2 separate regions of the Homo sapiens genome follow, and region 1 is linked to region 2. Evidence: chromatin contacts called from ENCODE Hi-C or POLR2A ChIA-PET data. All regions are on one chromosome and are shown on one strand. Each heading gives the region's core, a stretch centred on a gene start or an enhancer-like site at or near the end of the contact. The rest is flanking DNA. Distances are from core to core; before and after follow the strand shown.

Region 1 (5,456 bases), core at 2,449-4,948, 270 kb after region 2:
TACAATACTATGGGCCTGCTACTTAGGCATAAGATGGCTCGTGGGGATACTGGAACCCCATTTACATGCTCAACCAAATCATATGGTTACAAGCTGTCTTAGAAATAATCACTAATAAAACTGGCAAAGTCTTGACTATTCTGGCCCGGCAAGAAACTCAGATGAGAAATGCTATCTATCAAAATAGTTTGGCTCTCGACTGCTTGCTAGCAGCTGAGGGAGAGGTCTGTGGGAAATTTAACCTTACCAATTGCTGTCTACACATAGACGATCAAGGGTAAGCAGTTGAAGACATAGTTAAAGATATGACAAAACTGGCATATGTGCCCGTGCAAGTGTGGCATGGATTTAATCCTAGGGCCATGTTTAGAAAATGGTTCCCAGCACTAGGAGGATTTAAAACTCTTATAATAGAAATTATAATAGTAATAGGAACCTGCTTACTATTCCCTTGTTTGCTACCTGTACTCCTTCAAATGATAAAAAGCTTCATCGCTACCTTAGTTCACCAAAATGCTTCAGCACACGTATACTATATAAATCACTATTGATCTGTCCTACGAGAAGGCATGGGTAGTGAGGATGAAAGTGAGAACTCCCACTAATGAGTGAAGTTCTCAAAAGTGGGAGAATAAGGGAGGAGAACACCCCTCATATTGTCTTATGCCCAATTTCTGCCTCCAAAGAAAGAAGTAAAAACTAAAAGTCAGAAATGAAATCCGCAGGCAGATAGCCCGATGCAAGCCCTGGGCCTGGTAGTTAAAAATCAACCCCTGACCTAACTGCTTGTGTTATCTATAGATTCCAGACATTGCATGGAAAAGCATTGTGAAAATCTCTGTCCTGTTCTGTTCCATTCTAATTACTGGTGCATGCAGCCCCCAGTCACGTACCCCGTGCTGGCTCAATCGATCACAACCCTCTCACATGGACCCCCTTAGAGTTGTAAGCCCTTAAATGGGACAGGAATTGCTCACTTGGGGAGCTCAGCTTTTGAGATGCAAGTCTGCTGAAGCTCCCAGCCGAATAAAGCTCCTTCGTTCTTTAACCCTGTGTCTAAGGAATTTTGTCTGCAGCTTGTCCTGCTACATCTCCAGTTCCATGAGATGTGACCTTAGATTATCTATTTGTGCTCTCTCAGACTTTTTGATGTGGGCATTTAATGGTATGAACTTTCCTCTTAACACTGCTTTTGCTGTACTCCAGAGGTTTTGATAGGTTATGTCACTGAGGCAGGAAAATAGGGTCTGGAGGTAGGGAACATAAGGCTGATTCACACTTCAGCTATGACAGGAAATATCCTCTCCATAGGGCGTATGCCATAAATGACTTTGTAACTTTACTTCATCCTCTCCATTTACATAGGGTGTACCCAAAGTAACCAATGGAATCCTCTAGCGGGTATTTAAACTCCCCAAAATTCTGTAACGGGGCCTTTGAGCTCCTATGCTTTGGCCCACTCCCACGCTGTGGAGTGTACTTTCATTTTTTCAATAAACCTGTTCATCCCTTCCCTGCTTTGTTTGTGTGTTTTGTCCAGTTCTTTGTTCAAGATGCCAAGAGCCTGGACACTCTCCACTGGTGAAATCACTATTATCATTCAGTTCAAAGAATTTTTAAATTTCCCTCTTGATTTCATTGTTGACCCAGTGATCATTCAAGAGCAGGTTATTTAATTTCTATGTATTTGCCTGGTTTTGAGGGTTCCTTTTGGAGTTGATTTCCAGTTCTAATCTACTGTGGTATGAGAGAGTACTTGATACAATTTCAGTTTTCTTAAATTTACTGAGACTTGTTTTGTGGCCTATCATATGGTCTGTCTTGGAGAATGTGCCATGTGCTGATGAATAGAATGTATATTCTGCAGTTGTTGAGTAGAATGTTCTGTAAATATCTGTTAAGTCCTTTTGTTGTAGAATATAGTTTAAGTCCATTGATTCTTTGTAGACTTTCTGTCTTGATGACCTGTCTAGTGCTGTCAGTGGAGTATTAAAGTCCGCCACTATTATTGTGTTGCTGCCTATCTCCTTAGGTCAAGTAGTAATTGTTTTATAAATTTGAGAGCTCCAGTGTTAGGTGCATCTATATTTAGAATTGTGATATTTTCCTGCTCGACTAGTCCTTTTATCATTATATGATGTCCCTCTTTGTCTTTTATAACTGTTGTTGCTTTAAAGTTTATTTTGTCTGATATAAGAATAGCTCCTCCTGCTCATTTTTAGTGTCCATTTGCATGGAATATCTTTTTCCACCCCTTTACCTTAAGTTTATGTGAATCCGTATGTGTTAGGTGAGTCTCCTGAAGACAGTAGAAACTTGATTGGTGAATTCTTATTCATTCTGCCATTCCGTATCTTTTAAGTGGGGCATTTAGGTCATACACATTCAATGTTAGTGTTGAGATATGAAGAGCTATTCTATTCATAATGCTATTTTTTTGCCTGAATACCTTGGGTTTTTTTTTTCATTGTGTTATTATTATATAGGTCCCATGAGATTTATGCTTTAAGGAGGTTCTGTTTTGGTGTATTTCATGGATTTGTTTCAAGATTTAGAGCTCCTTTTAGCAGTTCTTGTAGTGCTGGCTTGGTAGTGGCGAATTCTCTCAGCATTTGTTTGTCTGGAAAAGAATGTATCTTTCCTTCATGTATGAAGCTTAGTTTCACAAAATTATTGGCTGATACTTGTTTTGTTTAAGGAGGCTAAAAATAGGACCTCAATCCCTTCTAGCTTGTAGGGTTTCTGCTGTTAATCTGATAAGTTTTCCTTTATGGGTTACTTGATGCTTTTGCCTCACAGCTCTTAAGATTCTTTCCTTTGTCTTGACTTTAGATAACCTGATGACTATGTGCCTAGGCGATGATCTTTTTGTGATGAATTTCCCAGATGTTTTTTGAGCTTCTTGTATTTGAATGTCTAGATCTCTAGCAAGGCTGGAGAAGTTTTCCTCTATTATTTCCTCAAATATGTTTTCCATACTTTTAGATTTATCTTCTTCCTTGAGAACACCAATTATTCTTAGGTTTGGACATTTAACATAGTTTCAAACTCCTTGGAGGCTTTGTTCATTTTTAAAAATTCTTTTTTGTCTCTGATGGATTGGGCAGATTCAAAAGCCTTGTCTTTGAGCTCTGAATTTCTTTCTTCTGCTTGTTCAATTTTATTGCTGAGACTTTCCAGTGCATTTTGCATTTCTCTAAGTGTGTCCTTGATTTCCAGAAGTTGTGATTGTTTTTTATTTATGCTATCTATTTCACTGAAGAATGTTCCTTTCATATCCTGTATCATGTTTTTGATTTCTTTAAGTTGGACTTCACTTTACTCTGGTACCTCTGTAGCAGGATGATCCACAGACAAAACCTCTCAGACACCAAGTTGTAGAAGGAAGGGCTTTATTCAGCTGGGATCATCAGCCAGCTACTGTCTCAAAATCCGAGCTCCCCGAGTGCACAATTTCTGTCCCTTTTAAGGGCTCACAACACTAAAGATTTCACATGAAAGGGTCGTGATTGATTTGAGCAAGCAAGGGGTACGTGACAGGGGCTGCATGCACCGGTAGTCAGGGAGGAACAGAACAGGGCAGGGAGTTTCACAATGTTCTTCTATACAATGTAAGGAATCTATGAATAACATCTGCTTCTAAATCATAAGTTGATTTTTAACTACTGGGTTTAGGCCAGGTGGGCCCAGGCCTGGTTTCGGGCCTGGCGCCAGGCTGCCTGTCTTTGGTTTTACTTCCTTGTTGTTTTTACTGAATATGAAACAATATAAAACAATGTGAGAGGGTCTTTCTCTCCTCTCACCTCCTTGATTAACTTAATAATCGACCTTCTGAATTCTTTTTCTGGCAATTCAGAGATTTCATCTTGATTTGGATCCATTGCTGATGTGAAAGGAAAATAAATCTTGGGGCCCCTAAATCACTAAGCTAAAGAGAAAAGTCAAGCTGGGAAATGCTTGGGGCAAACCTGCCTTCCATTCTATTCAAAGTCACCCCTCTGCTCACTGACATGGATGCATATCTGATTGCTTCCTTCGAAGAGGCTGATTAGAAACTCGTAAGAATGCAACTGTTCCTCTCACCTGTCTGTGACCTGGAAGTCCCCTCCCCACTTTGAGTCTTCCTACCTTTGCTTCAAGTTGTCCTGCCTTTCCAGACTGAACCAATGTACTTCTTATGTATATTGATTAATGTCTCATGTCTCCCTAAAATGTATAAAACTAAGCTGTGCCCTGACCACCTTGGGCTCATGTCGTCAGAACTTGCTAAGGCTGTGTCACGGGTGCATCGTCAACCTTGGCAAAATAAACTTTCTAAATTGAGACCTATTTCAGATTTTCTGGGTTCACACTGGTAAGCTGGTATGATCTTTTGGGGGTGTTAAAGAACCTTGCTTTGTCATATTATCAGAATTGTTTTTCTGATTCCTTCTCATTTGGGTAGACTGTCAGAGGGAAGATTTGGGATTCAAGGGCTGCTGTTCAAATTCTTTTGTCCCACCGGGTGCTCCCTTGATGTGGTGTTCTCCCCCTTCCCCTAGGAATGGGGCTTCCTGAGAGCTGAACTGTAGTGTCTGTTTTTGCTCTTCTGAGTCTAGCCACCCTGTGGAACTACTGGGCTCTGGGCTGGTACTAGGAGTGTCTGCAAAGAGTCCTGTGATGTGATCTATCTTGAGGTCTTAGAGCCATGGCTACCAGCACCTGCTCTGGTGGAGGTAGCGGGAGAGTGAAGTGGACTCTGTGAGGATCCTTGGTTGTGTTTTTGTTTGGTGCACCGGTTTTGTGTTGGTTGGCCTCCAGTCGGGAGGTGGCACTTGCAAGATCACATTGGCTGTGGTTTTATAGGAAGGATGCAAACCTGGTTAAGTATTCTGGTTTCTCAGGCGGTGGGCAGGGCCATAGAGATCCCAAGAGATTATAACTTTTGTCTTCAGCTAGCAGGGCAGGTAGAGAAAGACCACCAGGTGGGAGCAGGGATAGGTGTGTCTGAGCTCAGCCTCTCATTTGGCGGGGCTTGCTGTGGCTCCTGTGTCAGGGGGTGTGGTTCCCAGTCCAATGGAGTTATATTCCCAAGGGGATTATGGCTGCCTCTTCTGAGTCACCAAGGAAGTGGGGAAAGTTGGCAGTCTAAGGCCTCACCTTGCTCCCATGCAGCCCGCAGTGCTAAAGGCCAGCGTCACTCCCACTGTGCCCCCACAACAGTACCACGTCTATTTCCAGGCAGCCAGTGACCTGGGCTGAGAACTTGCTCCAGACCACGAGCCTTCCTGTTGAGAAACCAAGCAGACTCACAGTTTTTTGGCATCTCAGGGAGCCTGGATTGGTGATCCAGTTCCTTCAAAGGCTCTGTAGATTCTCTTGGCTTTCCTGGTATGTTCTTGTGGTAGTTCTTGGAGCAAAAGTCTCCACATGCTATTCTATCCATCCGAGTGGGAGCTGCATGCTAGTCCTGCCTC
Region 2 (5,644 bases), core at 1,829-4,328:
TTTTTGGCTTGTAGTTTCATCATGAAAATCTTATCTTCTCCACTGCTTATGAAATATGTAGATTTTGCTTCTGGCTATGATGAAGCAGATTGTAGCAGACAAAAACTCCTGTTGAGAATAACTAGAAAAGCTTGATTTAAAAAAATCTATATGAAGGCATTGTAAGTTGCCAAGGCAGCCAGGATTTCAGACATTTGTGGATTCTTGGCAAAATGAGAGTGCAGCTATTAAGAGGCAAAAACGTCAGTGGTGCTTTCTTCATGAGACTGAGGATACAAAAATTGTAGTTCAGAGCTGCCAAGGCAACCAGAACCTGAGGGTCCAAGATCCCAAAGAGAAGAGATGTATAGCCTCTTGCCCTCTCCACCTACTTCCCCGCTACCTAGCTCCCAGGGTGTTTGCTGATTGTTAACTGTGCGGGGTAAAAGGCTAAGAACCCTCACAGAAAGCTACTGAAAAGCAAGGCAGACTCTAACAGTTCTCCAGTGTTGAGGAGAAAAAGTTCATGATCTTTCAAGGAAGATAGGCTCGGGAAACACTGATCTCAGTTGGATCCTTGGAGGGCTACAAACTAGGGGAGAATGAGCTGTAGAAGCTTTATACTGCAGCCGTCTTTGAGTCAGCTCATGTCATGTTTGGATTGTGAAGTGATCTGCCCCCTCATTCTAACTGCCTATCAGAGAAGATGGTGGATCCTCTGTAGGAATATAACATCACCCAGGGCCTTTATAGTTTTTCATACACAATGAATGACATTCTAACAAAAACTACAGATAAACCCAGAGACCAGAAGAGGAATAAAACCAGACAGTACAGAAATAGATCCATGTGTGTCCCCATCATCTAATTAGTTAATCAATCTTTATTTGAAGGACATTTAGGTTGTTCCCAGTCTTTAGTATGGCGAGTAATCAGCAGTGAACATTCTTGTATGTATATATTTGTACACATATATATCTTTAAGATAAAGCATAGCTTTGCTAACTCTGGTCTTATGAAACTTTTTGTTCTTTACCAACTTGATACAAAAGTGTTTTGTTCTTAGTTTTTATTTTTCTATACTATGAACTGCCTATGCATGTCCTTTATCCATTGTTGTATGGGGTTGTTAGGCTCATACATATATATAAGGCATAGTGGGTAAGTGCACAGGCAGACCCTGGATCTAGATTGCTTGTGTTAAATCATAGCTCTTTCACTTACAGCAGTGGTAGCCTTAGCAAATGAAACTCTGTGTACCTCAGTTTCCTCATCTGTAAAATGTGGATAACCATAGCACCTTCCCATAGAGTCATTATGAAGTTGAGTTAGTTAATATTCAGGGCATAGAAGTGGGCCTGGCATGCTACATAACTGCCAACCACTGTAATGATGCTACTGGTGGTGGTAGAGATGGAAATTAGCCTTTTATTATATGTGTGGCAAGTACTTTTTCCAAGTTCATCTTTTGGCTTTGTTTTATTATCTTACGCTTTGTACAAATTTAAACTGAGTTTTAAGGATGAGTTGTTTTTAGCTTCCTATGAAGCGGCTGGTGGAGAGTTAAGTGTGGAAAGTGAGGGCATTTCAGGCAGAGGCATAGAGGCAGAAATAGCATGGTTTAGGGCAAGAATCATAGTTGTTGATGGAATGTAAAATAGGCAGGGCATGAAGTGGTATGAAGATGAAGAGGTAGGCAGATCCACGTCATATAGATCGGGGTCCCCAACCCCTGGGCTGCGGACTGGTACCAGTCCATGGCCTATTAGGAACACGGCCACACAGCAAATGAGTGGCAGCATTAGATTCTCATAGGAGCATGAACCCTATTGTGAACTGTGCATGCAAGGGATCTAGGTAGGCTGTGCTGTCCTATGACAAGCTAATACCTGATGATCTGAGGTGGAACAGTTTCATCTCAACCATCTGCTCCCCCCGCAACCCCTACACCAGTCAGTGGAAAAACTGTCTTCCAGAAAACTGGTCCCTTGTGCCAGAAAGGCTGGGGACCACTGATATGGATGGCCCCTTATGGCATGTTGAAATATAAGTGGTATAGCATCAACTCTTCTGATTACAGAAAATTGTCTCTGTGTATTTAAAGAAAACACATTAGTCCTCAGTTAACCATTTTATAACATATTAGTATAACTATATTATATATAACTATATATTTGTGTAGTGCTAAATAATTTGGCAAACAGCAGTTTACAAGCTTTTGAATTCATCATTAATTTAATCTTGTCTATAGTTCTGATATATGGTTGTATTATTACCAAGTTACACATGAGGAAATTCATGTGCAAAGAGGTTTTTTTTTTTTTTTTTTAATTTGTTCAAAGACAAATAGCTAGTAAGTGGGACTATTCAAATGAGTGTCTTGGTCTTGGGACTCAGTAAGTCCAAAATTCTTTTTCATTCTGCTGCACTCATAGAAAATGAATGTACAGGGGTAAAAACTCACGCATACTCAGGTACCAAGGGATGCTTTCCTTTGGATTTGAGTTTTTGGGATAGCATCTTCCCATCACAGTTGAGTGAGGTTCTTTTTTAAATTTTGCATTGAGTGTGGATGCTTTGGCAATGACACTTCATTCCTGATGGTTTAATGCAATTAGCAACATGCCTATCTTGTAGTTTGTTTTGTTTTTTTTTTTGCCTTTATTAATAAGCAATCACTCTGGCTGAGAGAAAATCCTTTTTCAGGAAGGATCTTCAGGGAACTATAGCTGTTCCTGTAATTCACATAAGATTCATTTTAGGTCACTGGCCACAGGTGCATGTCATTCTTAAGGCATCATATCCTTAGAGCGTTGCTCTTCCTGTTAAGTATAGTAATAGTCAAAGGATAGGCATTAAGAAAGTACTTCAACCATTAGATTCATTTATGAATGCTAAGATATTCAGTATCTCAGTGACACCTGAAGTAGTTTCCAGCATTTCTGTTCTGTGAGGTGAAGGAAGGGTGAGTTATTGCTTCAGTGCTACTAAACACTTAAAAATCCCTGTAAAAGCTGGTAGAAGGATTGGTAGCTTTGTGACTAACTCCTCTGGACTGAGGAAGATGATGTTGCCTTTCCTGGTTCTGACTTGACATCTTGTTGCTCTGCTTTGTGGTGGGGTAGTATTGCTTTCATTTCACCCACAATTTCCTCTTTTCGGGTGGAGGAAGCTGACATGTGACCCCAGGAAGGAAAGGGAAGTAAAGAGAAAATTAAGAAAAGTAAAGTCTCACATCAGCAGTAACAATTGTTTTATTGTATGTGATTGTTCTTTATTAAAAATCTGGGAAACTGAAAGGTTCATAATAACTGTCTTGGCATAATTGATACTGTTGAATGCATACATGTTCTCCATTCATCTTTAAGAGATGTTATGAGACTTTGATTTAAAAGGGGGAGATCTTCATTTTTCTGGCCTTTTCCTGGTTCCTTTCTCATAATAGTCCAGGTAGATTGAAACACCACATTTCACAAGGCTTCAAATAAATTATTTTGATGTTATACATACTCTTAATATTAAGTTTGAAATCCTAATAGCATTTTACCTATAATATTATACTTTAATGGAGATTTAAAAAATTTAGAGAAACATATTGAGTAGGAAATAAAAGTGAAATCAAAGTATTGTTACTGAATCACTAACTTTAGAAGTTATCTGATGTGTTGCCTTCATTTCTGAGATTGAAACTATGATCTAAAGAGATTTTCAGTTCATGACATGTGTTGTATGTGTGTGTTGGGAGGTCTCCAAGACCACCCACAGGTTCACTGATTTGCTAGGGGGACTTAAAGGACTCAATACGTAGTTGTATTCTGTGCTGTGATTTATTACAGTGAAAAGACACCGAGCAAAATCAGTAGAGGGAGAAGGTGTGTGGGACAAAGTCTGGGGAAAACCCATCACAAGCTTCTGAAGTCCTCTCTCAGTGGAGGCACACAAGGTGTGCTTAATACCCTAGCGAGGAGTTGTGACAACGTATGAAATGTTCTCAACCAGGGAAACTCGTTAGAGACTTAGTGATTGGGGTTTATATTAGCTGATCACATAGGCACCCTCTACCTAGCATGTGCTAGAATTTCAGATTCCCCGCAGGAAAGCAGATGTTTGGCATAATTATATTGTTTCTGTAGTTTAGGTACAGTGAACAACTCATCAGTTAAGGAGGGTGGGAACCCTCCTAACATCCAAGTTTCTAGGCACCAGCCAAGGGCAAGCCTTGGAAGCAGGCCTTTTTAAGGATAGACATCTTCTCCCACTGATGTGTTAGAAAGAAAGAAAAGGATAGACAGGCCTGCTGTGTCAACTCTTTGCTGTGTATGTGTACGTGTACATGTGTGCACTTGTGCATATGCATGCATGCAACATTTAGCATAGAGTGTGCTTTTCATTAAACGTTAGCTGTTTTTACTTATTTATTATGGGGATTCTTCATTGGTTACTACTACTGTTACTTTTAATTGTGCTCTTCCGCATTCCTATGAGGTAGCTTGGCCGGTATTTTGATCCCCATTTGATAGACAGGAAGACTAAGGCAAAGAGAAGCTTCAACATGTATTTTTATATATATATATATGATATATATATATGATATATATATGATATATATATATGATATATATATGTTATATATATTATATATATGTTATATATGTTAGATATATATGTTATATATATTAGATATATATATGTTATATATATTAGAGATATATATATATGTTATATATATTATATATAAAATTTCCCAAGGCTCCATCATTCAAGTTTTGACATTTCTAAATACTCTCGCTTAATTGACAGAGCAGGTATCTGAACCTAATGTTACGTTCTTTTTGCAAGCCCACAAAAAAAAAGTGAGGATTTTTTTTTTCCTTCTTAGCATTTTTAGAGGGTACAGCTAAGATAGAACGTAGGATTAAATGTTTAAGTTAATATCACTTTGGACCAATTCACAACCTTTTATGCTTAACTGTTTTAGTATTCAAGAAGTACTTTACTTTCTATGTAATTTTTGAGCTTTTGGGCACGGTGTCATTTAATATAGCACAGTCCTGTTGGGGCAAAAAATGATCCTTAAAGCATTAAACATTGTTCATCTTAATCCAACTAAACTGATTAATATCAGTACTAATTTTGGTGACTGTAAATTAGTACCCTACCTCTACCCCTGCACATCACCTTTTGCAGTCAAACAAGCCAGAGGCATAGTAAGATTTCAGTCATTATGCTGAGTTCCTCCTTGGTCTTATATGAACTTTGAGATTTCTTAATATCCCAAAGTGAATTTAACTTTTCATGTAATATATGTATCAAAGTAGTTGGAACATTATCTTTGTTTTCTTTTCTTTTTTTTTTTTTTTTTTGAGACAGAGTCTTGTTCTGTCCCCAGGCTGGAGTGCAGTGGCACGATCTCAGCTCACTGCAAGCTCTGCCTCCCAGGTTCACACCATTCTCCTGTCTCAGCCTCCCAAGTAGCTGGGACTACAGGCACCTGTCACCACACCTGGCTAATTTTTGTATTTTTAGGAGAGACGGGGTTTCACCATGTTAGCCAGGATGGTCTTGATCTCCTGACCTTGTGATCTGCCTGTCTTGGCCTCCCAAAGTGCTGGGATTACAGGCGTGAGCCACTGTGCCTGGCCTGTTTCTTTTTTTTTTTTTTTTT

Evidence for each region. Hi-C counts contacts between places; a loop is a spot of excess contacts on that map. ChIA-PET counts read pairs that join two places held with the same protein, here RNA polymerase II (POLR2A). Pooled maps may share reads with other maps.
Region 1: a loop to region 2 is called in a pooled map, with 4 times the contacts of the local background. The contact joins two enhancer-like sites. A Hi-C loop is called at or near these places in 2 of 37 single-sample maps with no recorded cell type and 1 of 50 pooled maps. POLR2A ChIA-PET finds 5 or more read pairs at or near these places in 2 of 52 experiments (BJ and activated T-cell).

What each region holds. Positions count from the first base shown.
Region 1 is chr11:75,046,058-75,051,513 of GRCh38, forward strand. No RefSeq gene overlaps it. Among named protein-coding and RNA genes, the nearest start is that of OR2AT4, 48 kb to the right of the region's middle. Within about 2 kb of position 3,699, at least 3 of the 41 ENCODE cell types and tissues checked have a DNase peak (open chromatin) inside an H3K27ac peak, as active enhancers do.
Region 2 is chr11:74,780,618-74,786,261 of GRCh38, forward strand. The region is part of intron 1 of RNF169 (ring finger protein 169); the gene reads left to right. Among named protein-coding and RNA genes, the nearest start is that of RNF169, 35 kb to the left of the region's middle. Within about 2 kb of position 3,079, at least 10 of the 41 ENCODE cell types and tissues checked have a DNase peak (open chromatin) inside an H3K27ac peak, as active enhancers do.